Linked DNA regions of Mus musculus: region 1 is linked to region 2. Evidence: chromatin loops called from intact Hi-C (ENCODE). Cell type or tissue: left cerebral cortex. All regions are shown on one strand. Region 1 has its middle 15 kb from the start of Ssx9. Region 2 has its middle 8.1 kb from the start of Fthl17b.

The links. A loop is a pair of places that touch in the nucleus more often than their neighbours do. Peaks named below come from ENCODE experiments on the same cell type or tissue, not always from the same donor. Only the 100,000 strongest peaks of a DNase experiment are listed, where the experiment ranks them.
Region 1: a loop joins it to region 2, with 6 times the contacts of the local background. A loop is called at or near these places in 2 of 42 quality-filtered maps.

Annotation. Positions count from the first base shown.
Region 1 is chrX:8,731,858-8,734,357 of GRCm38, forward strand. No RefSeq gene overlaps it. Among named protein-coding and RNA genes, the nearest start is that of Ssx9, 15 kb to the right of the region's middle. In left cerebral cortex, a CTCF peak has its summit at 1,304 (motif pointing right); a DNase peak (open chromatin) is centred at 1,278.
Region 2 is chrX:8,953,599-8,956,098 of GRCm38, forward strand. No RefSeq gene overlaps it. Among named protein-coding and RNA genes, the nearest start is that of Fthl17b, 8.1 kb to the right of the region's middle. In left cerebral cortex, no CTCF peak of the experiment used is centred here; no DNase peak of the experiment used is centred here.

The DNA of each region.
Region 1 (2,500 bases), 220 kb before region 2:
AGAAAGAAGTTGGGAGGAAGAGGAAAAGGAGAGGGTCGAGATACAGGAGAGAGACAGAGACTGCTGTACACTAAACTGCCTTGAACTTTTGAAACCCTAAGACCCCAGTGACACATCAACTCTAACAAGGTCATACCACTCAATCCCTCTCAAGTCGTCACTGAGCATCCAAATCTATGAGCCTAGAGGGACCATTCACATCCAAACCAGCATGGTGGCAAAGCAAACAGCCCAGAGTAAGTTAAGGAAGGCAACTTGGTCACATGGGAGTAGTTGCATGATTCTAGCCAAACTGCAAGGCAACCTTCCTCAAGGCCATTGGATAAAGAACTCATGTAGTGCCATGAGCCTCAAAGATGTGAAGTAATCAGAGCCATAGACTGGACCTTTTGCAGAAGTCGAAACATTTATTCCCCATCCTTGTTTGTAGCTTTCCTCTCTTGCTACTTTGCAGGTTCTTCTGTCCCCTTTTCTTGCAAACATCAGCCCTCCTCTCAGTTTCCAGGACAGTCCCTTCCAACGTGTGTCTTAACCGCTCCTCCCTCAGTTCCTCCACAATGTGCTCCAACTGCCCCTTCTCCCACTTTCCCTAACACAAGTAACTCCAAATGACAACCACGGTTTTAGCCTATCTGCTCAGCTCAGCTTCTGCTGGCTCACTTGTCACAAACTAACTTCTCTCTCTGTTAGCACAATTATCTTTCCACTGTCTCCTAACAATATGGTGTCTGGCTTGGCTCACCTTTTCCTGGTGCTACCTCAGATATTCTTCTGATTTTCCCTCTGGTTTTAAGCAAATCAAGTTGGATCACTCTACTCTTCTCTCTCCTCCTATTCTCATTTCCTCCATCTAGCCTCCCCTCCCAGGTTCTCCAAGTCTGACCACATTTCTAAACAGTTTGGTAAGTTGTCTTGGCAGCTGAGGCAGCTATGGGAGCCACAGCAGGCAGAGAGCACAGGAGACTCAGGGTTCTCAGCAGGGCTCTCAGCAGGGCTGTTGTGGGTGATCCTTGGACTCTCTATCCTCCAGGAACAGTTTCACTGTTCCAGAAGATGGTGATCATTCTGACGACTGAGATGCACGTGTGGTGGTGTCTCTGGAGGCTAAAGCGCAGGTGCCAAGTGGTTCCAAATAACATGATGCAGTTTGTCTCAGGGGCACCTCTGGAGGGTCTGCCTGGTTCTATTCAGCCTCTAGAGGTCAGACATGAGTCACCGTCCTTGTTCTCTGCATCGTCCTAGCCTTTCCTCTTTGTTTGTGAGAAGACTGCATTTAAGAAAGTGACCAGCAGAGGGCAGGGTGTACATGGATATTCTCCAGAAACAGTCTTGGCTCACAAGGAGAGCTAGACTCCAGATTACCCAAATTTGAGTATCCACCACAAAATTCAAGATTTTTCTTATTTTTCAAAGAGTTTTTCATAATTATTTCAACTTTACATATAGGCAAATTTTTGGTGTCTTTGTCTTAGTTATTGTTCTATGAAGAAACCCTATGACCAAGACAACACTTTTCTATAAAATTCAACATTTAATTAGGGGCTAATTCAGAGGGTCAGTCCATTACCATCATGGTGGGAAGCCAACAGGCACATTGCTAGAGCATCAGCTGAGAGTGTTACATCCTGACCCACAGGCAGGAGAGAGAGAGAGACACTGGCTCTGGTGTGGGCATTTCAACCCTCCAAGCCTACTTCCAGTGCCACACTTTCTTCAATAAGGCCACTCTTCCTAATGCCACTCATGTAGTGCCACTCCCTGGTAATTATTATTGAAATCTATGTGTCTGTGGGGCTGGGAACCTTGTCATTCAAAACACTACATGAGTGAAAAAAGAAGTTAAGAAGTTAAATACTTTGCAGAACTGATTGAAAACTCATACACAACATCCGCAACTTACGGAATACAATGAAGGGAGTTCTAAAGGCGATATTCATAGCATTAAGTGCTTATAAAAAAAACACACACAACTGAAAACTCTAGAACAGAAAGAGGAGATCACACTGCAAAGAAGTAGATGGCAAGAAATAATCGATTTCAGGGCAGAAATAGATAAGATAGCACAAAACAAAGCAATACAAAGAATACGTGAAACAAAGTTCTATGGAAAGTTTTTTTTCCAAAATTTTATTAGGTATTTTCTTCATTTACATTTCAAATGCTATCCCTAAAGTCCCCCATAACCTACCCCCCCAGCTCCCCTACCAACCCACTTCCACTTCTTGGCCCTGGTGTTACACTGTACAGGGGCATATAAACTTTGCATGACCAATGGGCCTCTCTTTCCACTGATGGCTGACTAGGCCATCTTCTGCTACATATGCAGCTAGAGACATGAGCTCTGGGGGTACTCTTTAGTCCATATTGTTGTTCCACCTATAGGGATTCAGACCCCTTTAGTTCCTTGGATACTTTCTCTAGCTCCTCCATTGGGGGCCCTGTGTTCCATCCAATAGCTGACTGTGAGCATTCACTTCTGTGTTTGCCAGGCCCCGACATA
Region 2 (2,500 bases):
ATAAAATGATAACCAGGCAATTTGTCAATATATGTATTTATGCTTATCCCCACAGGACACAGTTTGTCTTTTGGCTTGGTGGGAGAAACTTTCTTTCTTTCTTTTCTTTTCTTTTCTTTTCTTTTCTTTTCTTTTCTTTTCTTTAGTGGTCAAAGTATCAGGAATAAGGGACTGTTGAAGGCTCACTCCAGACTGGGACAGCATTTTGCCCCTCTTATGGGTTGAGAAACATCATGGATGAGGGAGAAGAAAAGATATAAGAGGTGGAGGAAAAGGGCCATTCACATGGACAAAAGGCTCTAAGGCTGGACAGAGTCAATACTATGAGAACACTAAGAAGTTGTGATTTTCTGAATGTGATTAAACCTTTGCTACCTTGCCATAAGGATTTAAACATTTATAAAGTCTCAGAGAGTGAACTCTGAGGATATGTAGACAGTTAACAGTTGCTAGGGGAGGGCTCATGAGACATCACTGGACACTAAGGATCTGTAGAGACCCTAATTAAACTTATGCATTGAACAACTAAAAAAGAATATGAAAATTGAAAGAACAACGTTTTGGAAGTATAGGATGATCAGCAGGAGTGAGAATGAGATGGGGAATCCCAGATCTGCACTTCACTCCTGGGCCAGAGCTCAGCCTGCCTCCCAGGAGTCCTGCTGCCACTCAGAATAACCAGGTGAGATATCCACACCCCAACCCCCTCGCTGCTGGGACGCTAAGAAGTCCAGCAGCTGAGAGGCCTGCCCTATCCCCTCTGCCCCATATCTCCAAATCACACTTCTTCCTGTAATCCTGAATCTGTACTCTACTCCCCAGGTCACAGCTCAGCCTGCTTGCCTCAAGGCCTGGTGCCCACCCAGGACAACCAGGACAACCAGGACAACCAGGAAAACTAGGACAACCAGGACACCCAAGGCAATTGTGACAACCAGGATAACCAGCTCTGCCTGCTCCTCTGAAAGCCTGCTGTCACCCAAGACAACCAGAATATTCTGCCATTAGGGACACCAGTTCTACCTGATGTCCAGAGGCCTGATACCACCAGAGACTATCAGGGCAGCCAAAACCAGAGACAACCATCACAAGACTACAATCAACAAAACCCAGGGCAATTTGGCAACATCAGATCCTAGCTCTCCTACTATAACAAGCCTTGGATATCCTAACACACATAAAGAGCAGGACAATGACTTTAAATCCCATCTTATGAAGATGATTGATTGATAGAGGCCTTTGAAGAGGAAATAAATTCCTTAAAAGAAATACAGGAAAATACAATCCAACAGGTGAAGGAAATGAATAAAACTGTTTAACACCTGAAAATGGAAATAGAAGCAATTCATGAAACACAAATGGAGGTAATCCTGGAGGTGGAAAACCTAGGAAAGAGAACAGGAAATAAAGACACAAGCATCACCAACAGAATTCAAGAGATAGCAGACAAAATCTCAGGCATAGAAGATACCATAGAAGAAATTGATGCCTCAGTCAAGGAAAATGCCAAATCTAAAAAGTTTTTAACACAAAACACCCAGGAAATTTGGGGCACTATGGGAAAAAAACAAACCTAAGAATAGTAGGAATAGCAGAAGAAGATCCCCAGATTAAAGGCCTATAAAATATCTTCAACAAAATCATAGAAGAAAATTTCCCTAAATTTTCTAGTTAAGAGATGTTTATAAATGTACCGAAAACTTAGAGAAGACAAAATATTGAACAAGAAAAGAAAATCCTCCTGCCACATAATAATTAAAACACTAAAAGTACAGAACAAAAAAAGAATATTAAAAGCTGCAAGGGGAAAAGGCCAAGTAACATGTAAAGACAGACCTATCAGAATTACACCAGATTTCTCAACACAGACTCTAAAAGCAAGAAAATCTTGGACAAACGTCTTGCACACTCCAAGAGACCACAGATGTCAGCCAAGACTAATATAATCAGCAAATCTTTAATGAACATAGATGGGGAAACCAAGATAGTCCAAGACAAACCCAAATTTAAACAATATCTTGGCAGTAATCCAGCCCTACAGAGGATACTAAAAGAAAAACTCCCATACAAGGAAGCAAGGAAGGTAATTATCCCCCGCAAAAAAAAAAAAAAAAAAAAAAAAATAACAATTTCACAGCAAAACCAAAAGAAGAGAAGCAAACAAACACACACTCTCTCTGTCTCTCTGTTTCTCCTCTCTCTGTCTGTCTCTGTCTCTGTCTCTCTCTCTCTCTGTGTCTCCAAACATCAAAACACAGAAACAGACAATCATTGGTCATTAATATCTCTCAACAGCAATATCAAATAATCAAACTCTCAACTGAAATCAATCTATTAGAAACAATGAGAATAATACAAAAAAAATCAACAAAACTAAGAGCTGCTTCTTTGAGAAACTCAACAAGATAGACAAACCCTTAGCCGAATTAACCATGAGACAACAAGTGAGTATTCAAATAAACAAAATCACAAATGAAAACGGAGACATAAAAGACACTGA